Regions from separate parts of the Homo sapiens genome. Here region 1 is linked to region 2. Evidence: chromatin loops called from intact Hi-C (ENCODE). Cell type or tissue: gastrocnemius medialis. All regions are shown on one strand.

The links. Hi-C counts contacts between places; a loop is a spot of excess contacts. Peaks named below come from ENCODE experiments on the same cell type or tissue, not always from the same donor. Only the 100,000 strongest peaks of a DNase experiment are listed, where the experiment ranks them.
Region 1: it touches region 2 in a loop (3-fold over the local background); 3 of 110 quality-filtered maps call a loop at or near these places.

The regions. Positions count from the first base shown.
Region 1 is chr3:147,753,447-147,761,446 of GRCh38, forward strand. LOC102724145 (a long non-coding RNA gene) reads right to left here and starts at 5,315. Exons shown (of 3, transcript XR_427423.3): 1 at 5,030-5,315; 2 at 4,670-4,741. In gastrocnemius medialis, no CTCF peak of the experiment used is centred here; no DNase peak of the experiment used is centred here; H3K27ac peaks cover 3,333 bases.
Region 2 is chr3:147,648,283-147,656,282 of GRCh38, forward strand. No RefSeq gene overlaps it. Among named protein-coding and RNA genes, the nearest start is that of ZIC1, 240 kb to the left of the region's middle. In gastrocnemius medialis, no CTCF peak of the experiment used is centred here; a DNase peak (open chromatin) is centred at 3,009; H3K27ac peaks cover 4,507 bases.

The DNA.
Region 1 (8,000 bases), 110 kb after region 2:
TGGACACAGGGAGGGGAACATCACACAGCAGGGCCTGTAGGGGAGGTAGGGGGAAAGGGGAGGGAGAGTGTTAGGACAAATACCTAATGCATGTGGGGCTTAAAACCTAGATGACAGATGGACAGGTGCAGCAAACCACTATGGCATATATATACCTATGTAACAATGTAACAAACTAGTACGTTTAGCACCTGTATCCCAGAACTTAAAGTAAAATTAGAAAAAAAAAACTGGAGAGAAAAAAAGAAATAAAATACTGCATTAAAAAAAAATAGGGCATCTGAGAAGCGTGTCCATTAGAATAGTTTTAGTTTCTTAGTGATGTTATGCTGAACCCCTGACAAAAGTGTTAATATTTGATGCCAATATTTTTCCCACTGACAAACTAAATATACCTATTCTGTAATAATATTAAACTAGATCTTGTATTTGGCTATTTAAAAAAGTATAACAAATATATCAAGCTTTGCATATATCTGGGCTAGTGATTTGTAAGTATTTTCATTTGTGCATCCTTTCCATTATAAACATTTAAGTATACATTACCAAAATATCTATTTTTAAAAAATTAAAAACATATATTTTATATGTAATATACCATATATTTATGAAGCACAAACTAACAGAATTGACTTGAACAGTTGCTAAGTTGCATATATTCTGCCTTGGAAACCACTGATCTGAAGAGTATGTCATAGTCCTAAAAGTAAATATATGTAAGCAACAAAAGATACAGCTCAGTAACTATAGTGAAAAAAAAGGGGGTGGGTTTCTCAGCAATATCAATGAAGAAAACACTAAATACTTTAATGAGGAATTAAAGTAAATGGCAGAAACAGCTCCAGATGAATGGAAATATAACAGTGGTGTAATCATTAACGTTTCATGAGACCGAGAAGTAGTATCAAGATTTCTTGTAATGCCTCATTAAAATGATAACCTATTGATATGGTGGTGTCTGTTTACCCCATACATCTGATTATATGGGGTGTATGAACATATGTGTTCATGTATGTTTGCATAATTGTAGAGTAAATAAAAGGCCATTATATAATGAATTTTTAAAGTTCACCTAAGGTGAAATTTTAATTCAAAAAGAGTGGCCAAATTCTCATAGCAAAGAATGATTCTTTTCCAATACGATGAGAAGCACAATGAGTTAAGGCCTGCCAGTTTCATTTTGCCTTTGTGAATTTCTAGTGCTTTATGCTGTATCACCACACCATAATTTAAGTACAGCCTTAGCTGAGAATTTCCTCATTTATTTTTCAAAAGTAATGCTGTAAAAACACTTTCAGGAACGTTATAAATCACATATTACTATACTAAGATACTTAACTAAATCCAGAGGCATTCTTGTTTTTCAAGTAAATATGAATTCTTTCTTGTTTCAGTATGTACCCAGAATTAGTACAATAAATTATTTTTGCATTTTGTCACTAAAAACACACACACACACACTCTCTCTCTGTCACACACACACACACACACAAATATTTCCATATGAGTATTGTATTAGAAATTGATTATAACTAATTACTTAGGCACTTTAAAAGGAGATTTTTTTTTAAAAAAAGGAATGTCATATGAATTTGTTTCAAGCCATTAAAGTTCACACTGTCAATACAGTGCCAAGTGGGAAATTGAGGCCCAACAGCAGATGTAAGTGACTATTTGGATATCTCACATTTAATTATCTTCAGGGGTAGCACATTATTGCTCCTGAGAAGAGAGTTCTGAAGCAGGTCAATCCCCAGCAGGCACCTGGGCATTATGGGGGTACCCGAGTGTCACTCCATCACTGAAAAATGTCCTAGGAATATCTGAACACCAGGGGAGAGAGATTTTTTAATGTGACTTAAAAAATATTCCTCTTCTTAAGCTTCCTGATCCTCCTATATCATCATCCCAATGACATGACCAGTTGTCATTTTACTTTCTGTCTACGTAACCTCATGCACAGCTAGGAAATAATGATTTAGGTCTTGAAATTCAAAACATAATGGTGTTCCTTTTTTTTCATTTCTCATTTTACTCAACATCCCTGCAGAGTTGATGCAAGTACTGAGCTGCCTTTGAAGTCAGCTTGCATCATCTTTGATGGAGTATAAAGCAATAGGAGATACTGACTGCAGTTTTGAGCATCTCAATTCTCATCTTAGATGATGCCGATACATTTGTCATTAAATACGTGGCATGAGTAAATTCTTGGGAAAATTGCCAAGCAGTTAAAATTGGCAGGTATAGTGTACATATTTCCACCATAAAAGAATAGAAAAGAAAAATATTAACCTGTTTTGAAAGCAATTTAGCCCATGTTTCACTTAGGCTATTCTTATTTGTGAGTAATTTTGTAGCGTATTCTTGTTACATGGGCTCCTTTTTCCTAATACTTTGGATGCTTTGTGAAAGGTTACATTAAACAGATATATATGGTTTCTAAAAACATTTGACACCTTGAAGAATGATATTCTTTGTTTATATAACAGCAATATAAATTAGTGTGTTTGTTCGTTTTCTGTTGCCATAACAGAATATCACAGACTGAATAGTTTAAAAATCACAGGTTCATTTTTCTGGTGGCTGGGAAGTCTTAGATCATGCTGCAGGCCTCTGGCAAGGAGTATCCCACCGTGGAAAACATCACATGATGAGTGAGCAAGCAAGAAAGAAAATGGTGGACAAAATCTTTTTATTAAGAACCCACTCCAGCAACAATAGCACTAATTAATGTATGAGGGTGGAGTCCACATGACCTAATCACCTTTTAAAGGGCCCACCCCTTAGTACCACTAAAATGGCAATTAAATTTCAACATGAGCTTTGGCAGGGACATTCACACCATAGCAATCAGTATGTGTGGATGAACTCCAGTAGAGTTGGCTTTTTAATATATTTTGCTCTTAACAATAATGATATGGCCCCTAGTAAATAGGAGCATGATTGGAGGTGAAAGAATAAATGAAACTAATTTGATTGTAAAATTCTGTCTTCATTCATTGATAGGCATTACTGCTGATTACCAATCTCTTGACCTTATCTTCTGTGAGGTCCATGGGAAAACTGCACTTTTCTGCCACATTGATGTTGGGTTTTAACCATGTGGCAAGTTTGGGCCAATGAAATTTGAGCATAAGGGCTATGTGAAGCCTTTAATTACGTGAACTCTCTTCTTGTTCTTCTTCTGCAGAGGTGACCATGGAAGCATGTGTGTTGAAAGAGGAAAGCAAGCTGGAATGCAGCGTGAACACATGGAGTACAGCTGCTATAAAGAGTGACTGAGGAGACTGCAGTAGACTTGCCTGATTGAAAATTTAACTTTTTTTGTGTTAAATCATTGAGATTTTAGGGTTGCTTATTACCACGGCACAACCTAGCCTATCATGACTGGTGTGTGTATGTGTATATATATATATGTGTGTGTGTGTGTATAATGTGTATGTGTGTGTATATATAATATAGGAGCTTTTAAAGGAAAATAAATTTAGTAATTAAAATAGGACAAAATGAAAGATACCAAATATCTGTTTGTGCAATATCACACGACATTTTTGTGATTTGCATTGATCTCAGTAGAATATATCATAGAATATGTAGAATATATAATACTCAGTAGATTATATATATATGATATATATATGATGTATATATATCATAATACATCACTTACTCAGCTCTGCAGTAAGTATCTCTAAGCCTTCTCTAAATGCTCACATTCTGCTGTTATTAGGATAATCACATTAATTTCTATTGCCTTATACCCCTCTAAAATTAGTCTTCAATATCACATTTTTATAACTATTTAGAATAAATGTTAATGGTTGGGGAAAGGAATGTCAAAGGAGAGATGTTCTTTTGAGATAAGCACTTTAAAAATCACAGAAGTTTATTGGCTTCATTTTTCATAGGAGTTTTAAAGAACATAGTTCATTTTAGAGAATGTCTAGTTGCTCTGGATGGCTGTATCATAAGGTCACAAGGAGAGGAGAATTGTGACAAAAAATGTACATGGATAATTCTTTCCTGTGTTGCCTTACATCTATATATCACAACAAGAGATTACAGTCCATTAAGTTCTACAACATTTTCATTAAAAATACAATCTGAATCCTAAGAGGAAAATACTAGCTACCAGAAACATAAGATTCTCAGAGAGCTTAGTGTGCTGCATGTTAAGTTGCAGACAGACATGCTAGTTTTCTTTGAATCAGTATCTTAAATCTATCCCCTTATTTTTCCATCTAATTTTCAGCAGGTCACTCTCAAGTCAAAATTTAATTTTATGTGGTTGAAGTTGTGGAGCCAAAATGAAATTGCATGCTGTAGGGGGAAAAAATTTAACCTACTTTTAATAGCCCCTTTGAAAGATACTTTGAAGACATGACTTACTCTCGTAGTATGTTGACTATCTGAAGAATGAATTATTATATCCTTGTCAAATTTTAAATATCACGCTGTTAAAAATATTAGTCACACAGGGGGCTGCTTGACAGTAATGTCACAGAAAAGCTCTGGTCTATATGAACAGGCAGAGTCTGAAACTTAATACCATGGTTCCATGGAGCTCTGTCTTCCATGGGCAACTGCTGAGGGGTGGGGATGGGGGTGGGAAACTGCTTCAAGTTTCCTTGGAACATTGGCAGGACTCTGCCAACTGCATTCTACTTACTGTTCCAGCCAGCTGAGGGAGACTTGTGTCTTTCTCCGGCCGTCCTCTCCCAGCAGAGCTTTAGAGGAGAGTCTAAAAGAAATAAAAAAGCTATCATTTCAAGTGAGGAAGATTTAAAAAAAAAATACATCCAAGAAATGTGAGTTGAGATCTAGACTAGAGGTTGTAAAGAAAATGATCCAAAGAATTTCTTTTAAAAGGCAGGGCATTTTTTTTTTTAAGCCTGAAAAATAAGATTAGAAACTGGCTTGGATGAGCCCAACTGTGATTAAAAAAATAAACCTTTTATAGTTAAGTCAAGATTTTTTTTCCTCTTTTTGTTCTTTGACTTTTCCTTGCAGGGAAAGGGGCAATCTTTACCTAATCAGAGCGAAGCAAGAATCACTGAGGCAGCGGAAGCATCCTGTAGGTGAAGGTCAGGCCAATTTTCACCCAAGTAATGCTGTTTTATCAGTCATCGAACAAAGATTGGGGCCTTCCTTTTCTTGATCCTTTTGTGCTTTCCCCTATTACTTTAACAGATCTGAACAAACCAGGGATTCTTCATCCAAAAGTTCCATTTAGCTGCATTTATTTCGAATCCTCCAAATTTCACATCTCAATGTTACAGCAACTTAAGAATGATACAAAACCTACATGTTTTTAGGCAGGAAGACAAAGTTAACTAAAAACAGAATTAACACAGGACACAGTGGTTGTTTTCATGGGAACTTGGCCATTTATTTAGTGCTGAATCTCATGTCAGCCCTATTAATCCTGACACTTTTTAGTTTCAAGGGTTTCTATTTTCTGTATGTCTACAAAACATGAACACTGTTGATGAAACATTGAGTTACAAATTGGATGATGTTACACTTGGCAACTTGGATAAGAGTCAGGCTGAGAAGCCAAGACTATAAAACAAATACTCACCCTAGTGATGTGTGGTATCCAAAATAAACGTATTATGCAGTTGCCTCCGAATAACTGCTCCAATGCTGTAATATTCTAGGTCACATTATGTCAGGTCCATTTATTCTCATGTATACATTTGGTGTTTTCAAAATGGGAGATATCAACATGAAAAAATGGGGAAAATGTCATTTTATAAAGATGAAGTTAAGAATTAGTTTAATAATTTCAAAAAATCATCTTATTTTAAAGCATAGCATTTTGATTTATAAGCTGCAGCATGGAACCTCTTCATAGTCCTGACAGCTTTGACTCAATTTTCCTATATCTGAATAACTATAAACTATATTTGCTTGTTTACCCTTGTCCTGTCTTCTACCTTTCTCTTCTTTATTGATCTTTTCTTACATTTTTACTTGCCAATTATTTCTGTCTCCTTTTTTCCACCCTTCCTTCCCCAGAGCCCAGATTAGAAGTTGGCTGCCTTTAGATGGAGGGATTCATTTGGATACTATTTTCCTCTTTAAGGGGCTTGGATTTTTTATGTTACAAATTGCATAGCTTTGTGGCCATATAGAAAATGTTACTTTTGAGATTATTGTAATGAATCTGTAAATACTAGTGATTTGATTTATTCAGAGATAAGTAGATTAGGGACTCTACCTTTTTTATTGCTGAAAATGTGCCCAAACTTGACCTATTTTCTGTTACTAAAATACAGAAGGGAAGACACTGTATCATTCAATCATTTTAATGCTTTGAACCATGGAAAAAAATATAAAAGGCTACCCCTGCTCCCCATTTGTCTTTTCATTTTGATTAATAAATACATGATATTCTAACATACTGAGGAAGAAAGTGGAGTGAAGATAGGACATGCACACAGCTGTAGACAGGAGAAAACTATACTGCCCTTGCTTAGGAGCTTTATATAATCCATCAACCAGCTCTGCAAATCCTTGCCACAGAGCGTCTCTCAGCACGACATTTTCCTGTTCATTGGACCAGCAACCCTCACTAAGGTCCAAACCACCTAACACTCTGTTATCCATCAAAGCCTCCTTACTGGTCTCCCTGCCTTCATACTCTCCCCTCACCACTTCATACACCTGAAAGGGAGTGAAGTCTGAACTACCATCCTTAAATTCATTCTTGGACACTCCGAAGACCAGAATTTCATATTTACTTACTGAACTGTCAGGGTTGGAAGAACTAGCAGAACTAGCTGAAGGATTATAGAACCATCAACAGCAAGAACAGTATCTTCTTTCTCTTGTCCACAGCTGTGTAAATGGTTTATCCTTTACTTGTTTTCATTCTTCAGACCCTTGTGACACTGCACATTCATCCTGCTGAAGTGAAACAATGAATTGGGGTGGGAGTTGGTTGGGGTTGTTTGGGATGTGGGGAAAGGCCAAAGAGTAGTGCAAATAAAAGCAGTAAAGGAGTAGAGCAAAGAGGTTTACCATATAAGAAAAAAAATTCTGTTAAAGTTTTTTTTTTCTGGGAATGATAAGCACTGAGAAGATCAACATTCATATTTAATTATAAGCACGTCATATTGGTCACAAAAGACTCAGAATTATATTTGGCAGTATTTTATTAATAAGTCATTCATATTACTCTCTATCTTGAAAGAAAAATAATTTAAAATATAATGAGTTTTTCCTTTATTTTGGAATATACTTTCTACCGTTCATTTTAAATCAGTGAACTTTCACTCCAAGTTTGCTTCCCATTCTCCAGAGTGCCATTAATCTTCAAATGGAGCAATTTCAAACCACAATTTTATTATTATTATTAAAAGAATTCAGTAACTTCCAATTTTATTACAAATAGGACTAAAATGAAAATGCTTACTTGGTAGCTTTTTGTTTGATTCTCAACACAGTTTTCAGAAACCAGAACCATACAATTCCCTGTCTGGTACAGTGAGCAACAGTTTGTATCTGCTTAGCTGGTGTTTGTATGCTCAGTTAACCAGCCCTTGTATGTTCTGTCTCTTCTAAGGGCTGTGGAAATTTAAATACGGTAAATGCTCTGTGACAGTGCTGCTGTTGTTTAGTCAATTCATTTCCTTGAGTAGAAGATCAGTTCACAATTACTTCAGGGCAGTCCATACAGGCCATCTTAGCTGGCCATTAATTAAGCAATAAGACATGACAGGCAATGTATTTCTGGGCCATTTAACGTATCTCTTGAGGGATTTTTAAAGCCAGAGGCTAAAGGTCAAGTGACTTTAGACTTTAACCACTTGAGAAGTTCACTGCCAGGAATTTTCCATTACCACAGGGGAAATCTGAATATGAATTATTGAAACTAAGAAACACAAGACTTTGTTAGTTTATAATTGGGAGATCAAGCCAAAATTTTTAAAAATAAATTTACAGAGTGCCATATGTTGTACCATAATCTGCCATGTATTATCTCATCTAATTTT
Region 2 (8,000 bases):
CTTCAGGTACAAATTTTAGACCAGAGTTTATATCAGAGTTTCATTAAGTTGGAGGCAAAACGAGCATAAATTTATGCTCCTATAGAATGATATACACTTGCTGAACACTTAAAAATGGATGGGGCAAGAAATCAGTTATGATATTTTACAAACATTATGCATTGTGCTTGGCCACATGAATGCCTACTATTTTAATTTGTGAAACAAATTCAACCCCATGGTTACATTCAGGGCATAAAATTCTACAGCACTGTGTGTAATCGTGAACTGATGAAATTACAAGGGCCATAAAACACTGATTTTTCAACTCTACTTAACTATTTACGACAAAAAGAGAAATCGTGTGCCCATGCCTCGCCAGAAAAGAAGGAAGATTCTAAGTCAGAAGTTCCAAACCACTGGACTTCAAGCTGAATCCCACCAGCAAGTATGTATGGTTTGGTTCACCCAGTGCTTTGGTTTTGGATTTAGTTTTTAATTGAATTATTTGGCAACATTTATAAATCAGTAGATTTCACATGCAAATCCAGTATAATTCGATTTCCAGTATAACTTGAAAGATCTGAAGACTTTGTAGTACTGAGCTCAGGAATAACAACTTCCAGCTTCTGTGGGGCACACAATCTCCATTGTGCTGCAGTCCTCATCTCACCAACATTTTATTTGCTTAGCTTATTCTTGTAGACATCTGAAGTGGGGTTTGTTTTTTTCCTTCCTTTGTTTTAGGAGCTGGGGTCTTGCTATGTTGCCCGGGCTGCCTTTAAAGTCCTGGGCTTAAGAGATCCTCTTGCCTCAGCCTCATGAGTTGCTGGAACTAGAGGTATGTGCCCTTGTGCCCAGCTGGCATTTGACTTTTGATAAAACATTTAAGGAATGGCTTTCAGATTACCTTTCAAATACACTAACTTTTTATTTTCTTCCGACTCACTACTTATCTCCTACCACCTTAACCTTATTTTTAGGATGGGTACTCAAGAGATCGGACTAGGCCAGGCATGGTGGCTCATGCCTGCAATCCCAGCACTTTGGGAGGCCAAGGCGGGTGGATCACCTGAAATCAGGAGTCCGAGACCAGCCTGGTCAACATGGAGAAACCCTATCTCTACTAAAAGTATAAAAATTAGCCAAGCGTGGTGGTGCACACCTGTAGTCCCAGCTACCGGGGAGGCTGAGGCAGGGGAATCATTTAAACCCAGGAGGCAGAAGTTGCAGTGAGCCTCGATCGTGCCGCTGCACTCCAGCCTGGATGGCAAGAGCAAGAGTCCATCTCAACAACAACAAAAAAGATATGAGACTAGTGGTCAGACTGGCTTCCAACAACCAAGCACCAAACTAGGAAGGAAGCAGGTTACCACAGAACAGCAGCAGAGACTAGAGATCTTTTGCTGTGCCAGGATTTAACCCTTTTGTTTCAAACCCCAGGGAGATTAGGGGAGGAGGCATCCTGGGGAGGAGCTTCATCAGTGTAACTGAAGGAGGACACTCCAGTATGGAAGTGCTTCAACATTTCAACCAAAAGGACTGTTGTGCCTACCCATTGAGTATCAGCCCTATCTGTGACTGAGATGAAGTGGACAGTATTTTTGCCCTTGAACACACACTCTACTTAGTCTGGCTCTGTGTTTGCATTAGCTGCGTGTGTGTGTGTGTGTGTGTGTGTGTGTGTGTGTGGTTTATTTACTAGATTTAATGGAATGAGTTGAATTATTTATTTATTCCACAGGCTTTGTAATGTTCATGGTCAAATGACAAATGAAACCATGTTTGGTTTCCTTATGCATATTTGATTTTCATACACTTACATTTCATACCGAGAAGAAACCCCATCATCAGTCACAGAGAAATGCCTCTGACCAATGCATAAAGCCTTACATAAACTAACATTTAACCTTTAAAATTAAAGTATAAAGAGGAGGAGAATTCATGGATTTGCTAATTGTCTCACCCTGCTGTGGACTGTAGCAGGCATTCTGTCTTTAGCTACTACCATGAATGCATGCAATAATTAATGCAGAACCTAGAAAAATTAGTCCAAAATCATAAAGGTCATTTTTAGATCATAAGTATTGATAGTTAGTGCCTTTTATTTTCATCCTCTATTATAATTTTAAGCTTTGGGAATTTATAATACAGACAGAAACAATGGGAAGAAATAATTGCTAGAGGAAATATTTCTATTAAAATCATGGATTAGGGAGAAGGCAACATTTTCCTGGCTGAATACAAATTTTCTATGGATAATTATAAAAACATCTTACAATAATAGTAAAAGATTCTTATAAGAAAATTCAATAAATGGCTGTGTATTTGATACAGAAGATTTGGCTCAAATGTTACATGAGTAATGGTGCGTAATACTTTCTAACTGAAACTTCAAGGAGCCTTATCACTGAGCCAAATAATTTCTTTCTGTTTAGACAGTACTGTGAATAATAATTTATATTTGCTAGGGTATAAGAGACTATTTCTCTTTGAAACAATGACTTTTTTTCTAAACTGACTGTCTTTTGTAAAAAGATGTCTTTAAAGATATTGGTAAGACACAGTTATTGAATTGACTTTGTTAAATGAATCTGCTGTTTTTTTAATAAAATATGTTTACATGCAATTTGAAATTTGATGACTTAAAAGTTAATTTTTAAAATGCTAATAATTGATACAAAAGCTATTTGACTTTCAAATCTCAGATAACACCCCTGATTAACTGTACACACACACTTTACACTTTCATTTTGCCATAATGTGAATAGGGTTCTTGTACTTTTTTTATTAAAGGTAGCTATAATTTCAAAATCTAAATTACATAAAAACGGATATTTAAGTTGTTTCAAAGACAACTATACAGTGGCATAAAAGTGTTGTTAAAAACTCTAACCGTATTCATAGTGTTATAACAGTGAAGGAAGGGTAAGTGCAGTGTTCCAGCAGCAGTGGCCTGGTTTGCCTGCCTTTACTCATCATCCTCTGCAGAATGTTGGGCTGAGTCCAGGGTCTTCAGTTGACAGAGCTGATCTTGGGCAGCTTAGGAAAGAGCTGTCAGTACCACGGTGATAGTATCAAAGCTAAAACCAGAGCTGTCCACTGTCAGTCACATGCTGAGTCACCTCCTACTTAACTTTCAGTCAGAGTGTCTTCTGTGATATCTGTCACTACCCTCTGAGAAATCTTCTCTACCTCCTCTCCTCTCCAAACTGAATAAATTACTTCTACTATTATACATTGTATGCTGTGTTGCAATTATTTATTTATGTGTCCTTCTTCCTTAAGAGAGTCATAATAATTTGAATATAAGGTCCACGCCTATTCATCTTTGTGTATGGCTCATAGCACAGTTCCATACACATGACAGATGCTTACCAATAGTGTGGTTCTGGGTTGGTTGGAGTTTATCTGAGCATTGGGGAAGTGTGGATGTGGAGAAGATGTAATGTTTGTCTCTCATCTCTTCATGTATATTCCTCTAGAATTTATATTCTTTGTTGAAAAGAATTCCTTTCTGGATAGGAAAAAAAAACATTTTCTAGTTAATACTGTCAATGGATTTTCTACCATTAAGATGTAATTATTTTATTAACAGAAAAAATATTCATTGAATATTACTTGCAAAGGAAAACATCATTATTCATTCAACTCATGATTACTGAACACCTACTGTCTGTTAGATACTGTTCTGATCACTGAAGAAGTACAATAGGAAGTAAACAAGGCAGACTCAAATGCCCAACTTCCTGGAAAGAGAGAAGAAAGGGAGGAAGAGGAGAAGGGAGGGAGGGAGAAAGAAAGAGAAAGAGAAAGAAAGGTAGATAAAATAAATATGTTTTATTAACACAGAGAAAGCACAACTTACTTTTCCACAGATACTATATGATGTTTTCTTCTTCTCAAATCCTCCTTCCCTCCTCACTACATTATCACATTAAAATATTTTACAAGTGTAGAAGTAAATGTAAATACAAAAATTGAAATGTTTTTGGAAGGGCTGGCTCAAAAGTCTTGACAAATATTAGGAATGGAGTTTCCACACATACTTTGTTGAAAAGTGAGAAAAGCCTGCCATTTTGTTAAGATTAATTTGTATGCCCAGCACAGAAAATCAGTGTTTCCTGCAATAATATCACCACTACTAACTTGTGTTTTGGTCAAAGTAAGCTTTTAAGAATATGTTTTATGTTTTGCTCAATTATTGTATACTTGTCTGCTCAGGCAGTGAAAGTATATGTGGGTGGTTTGGGTAAAAATAGCTCTTCAAAGTTAAGTTGATCTGGTTCTTATACTACTCAACCATGTGCTTCAGTAACTTTTCACTTAAATGGACAGCATGTAATATTCAGACATCTCAGTACAGTAGTAACTTGTATTCTCCACTTTTGGGTGATTTTTTTCGAAGTCTTTTTGATTAATATGCCTATCATATGACTATAAGAGCAACATCTGCCCATTTTTTATTGTACATAGTTTAGCTACTTAATACTAAAGAGTTTATAGTGCCTAACCACACTGGAGAATGGAAACAGAATTTTAATGGATGTCAAACAAGAAAAGCAGTATATACCTAGAGAAAAATGCTTTACATTTCAGTTGAGTAATGATAGTACCATTTACATAACTGTAAGCCAACTCATTCTTCTTGGCTAGAAGGCAGTTTTTAATAGTGTATGTCACAGGGACACAAAACTAAATTTTTCATATGCTCTCACAGAGGAGTCTTATATTCCTGAAGTAATAATTAATAAAGTATAAAGTTTACGCAGCAGAATTTTGTCATATGGATTTTATTTTCTCCTTCGTTTAATCACAGCTTTTCTTATTGCTCTTTATGGCTCACTCCTAACTTTGGAAACCACAAAATCACACTTAGGCAGAAGCACAGGAACAATAGTTCTGGAAAATGTAGGCCAATGTTGCTGAGAACTCTTGCCAGAAACTAATTTTAGTTAAAGGGATCAAACTATTTTCAAACCATTCACTTTCCACCTTTTCCTACCAATCCTGGAGCTCTACAGATGAAAGTGTCTCATAGAGTTTGGAATTCATGCCTGTGACAAGCTTGAAGAGAATTCTTTAAACTTTCTTTTATCATTTCATACCAAACTCAACAGTTATGCTAGGTCAGGGGTTGATGACCTTTGGCATGCACACCAAAAATGAACTGATATGAGGGACATCTTGGGTACATTCCTCCTTTCTAACAAACACTCCTTTCCTTTCGCTATGCACCCTTCTTATCCCCAGGAGAGCTCCACACCCTCAAAACCCTCACCCAGTTTCTCTTTCTCTATTAGTTTGGTTTCCAGTACTAAAGTGTTATGTGATAGAAAAAATGAGTAAATTAAGGGCAACCACTTTCAAATATGCTTGCATTTCAAAGGAGACACTGGGAGCTAGAAGAGCCTTAAGGCAGCTTTAAGGCTGGAAAGAGAGCAGGGGCTGCTATTGTTAGACCCAGGCAGCTAGGCTCTCTACTTTGTAGGACTGCCCCCTGCATTGCAGCCAAGATAATAAGTAGATGGTTACAAATAGCTTCCTTAGGTCCAAACTCCATTTTAAAAACAAATTTATTCTATTTGTAGTTTCAAAAAAATAATCTTACAGGCATCTAAGATCCTTATTATGTCAATCACTCCTGAGTCATCCTATTTTTCATTTTTACCAATTTTAATTTCTGTTACGATTTCTTATGATTTCTTTTCATAGTCACCTTTCCTAATTCTATAACCAGCATCACTGCTTTTTTTCTGAATTGTCCCCAAGATATCTTTTTTCTCTTAAATTTTGCAATCGATAACCAGATAAATTCCTACAGTAATATCTAACATGCAGAGAAGTTTGAACCCATTTTTTTTTGTAAATGGATTCTTGTTCTGTCGCCCAGGCTGGAGTGCAGCGGTGCGAACTCGGCTCATTGCAACCTCTGCTTCCTGAGTTCAAGCGATTCTCCAGTCTCAGCCTCTGGAGTAGCTGGGATTACAGGCACCCACCACCATGGCCGGCTAATTTTTTGTACTTTTGGTAGAGACGTGATTTTGCCATGTTGGCCAGGCTGGTCTCGAACTCCTGACCTCAAATGATCTGCCCGCCTCAGCCTCCTAAAGTGCTGGGATTATATGCATGAGCCACTACGCCTGGCACCAGATTTCTACAGATAATACTGTTGATTTTTACTGTTTTAAATTCATCTTATTAATTTCAAGCATAAATCTGTGGATAAATATGGGACTACTCCTTTATATGTCCGTGTTTAGACAGATTCATAATGAATTTGGGGAAATAAAAATAGATGAAGATACTGCTATCTCTTGTTTAATTTGCAGCCCCAGGGTGAGCATTAGACCCCTTAAACTTATTCACAATTATATATAGTATATTTTATTTTATGTTTAGATAATCTAAATTACTTTTAAGTTGTACCATCCACTGTATGTTTCTTGAAATTGCTCACACTTTTCCTGATTATTTTTCCAAGTCATTTATATTTCTTGAATTTTAATCAAAATTTTCAAGAGATAAACAACACCTCCTTCCGGGATCTATCCTTAAGTTGAATAAATAGAACCCGTGTTTCATCATCCAAGTCATGGATAAAATGAATAAAAGCATTTGGCCTTGGTACTGTCTGTAATGGAACACATCCAAGCAGTCCTTAACTGGTGTCCCAGAATGTATGAATAAGAAATAATATTTCTCTAATGCTTGACCACAGCCACCACAGTCTGGGAAATGAACACTGAATTTCCAACCCATTTGCCCAACTTGGACATCTCACATTATTGAGGCAGAGTTAGGTAGGCAGAATACAGACGAATGTCCCTGGCAATGCTACAATGAGACAGGCAGTTTTCTGCGGGGGTGGAGTGACATGAGGTGGGGAGGATAAATTCCTGAAAGGCCTGTTAAGCATAACCTGGATTCAGAATAGTCAGTGCATTATCCCATGCCATATTTGAAAAACTATTCAACATTAATTTGTAGAAATTGTGTACCTATGTGTATGATGGTAAGTTATGACAAATATCAGCACAGATTGAAAGACAGTGAGGGAGAGAACTTGAGATTCAGTCAGATAATTTACTCTCAGCCCAAATAAATGCTTTTTTTTTTTTTTTTTTCAGAGAGGAACCACAAATAGCTCAGTGTGGTTAAGGATGAGCTGGGGCCAGAACCCATGTTTATTAAGTCATAGACCCACGTTCTTTCCAGCACACTGTCACCCTCACATAGCATTCCTAATAATTACCTGTCAGTCTAGCAGATTCTTTCACTGTATAATCACTATAGTTTCACTATAGTTGAAATGTCTCTGAATTGGATCTCTTTTTAATGAGTTAACTGCTTTTGCGATGATCTGATAAAAGTTTTATTAAAATTAACAAACAATTTATATTGACTCCATTACTCAAATTTTATAACCTTTCTTTAATATTCATTTATTTTTATCTGACTTTTCTCAGTTTTTTTTAAAATAAGGTAAAGAAAGCAAAAGAAGGTAACTTTCATACATGCCCAAGTCAGATTATTATAATTTTTCAGTTGTTTTTATTAAAATGGCCTAAAACATTTTCCAAAATGCAGTTAAAAGGCAGAATTCTAGCTTTGTCAAATATGCCATTTCCATTAAGAGAGAAAAAAAGGTATCCAAAGGTCTTTCTTTATAGTTTTTCCTTCTACTTTAAAAGCTATTTTTTCCCAAATCAGGTATGTATTTTATGGTATGTTTATAGATGTAAACCCTCAAATATTGTGTATGTTTCTGACAGGGAAATTTTCAGAATTTAATAGATGTCAAGGATACCCTAATTTTCTGCTAATAATTTTCATGGCTGCTAATTGGAGGAATTCTCCACAGACTAACTTCTGGCTCCCGTTTCTTTACCACAAGCCATGAACTTCCTGCACTGGGCACCACAGGTATGTTCATATCAAAACACAATCTCTGGCCCTGTACTTTTATGTCCTTGCACTGGGTAAGTCAGCACAGCGAGCAGTTGAAATATTTATAGAAG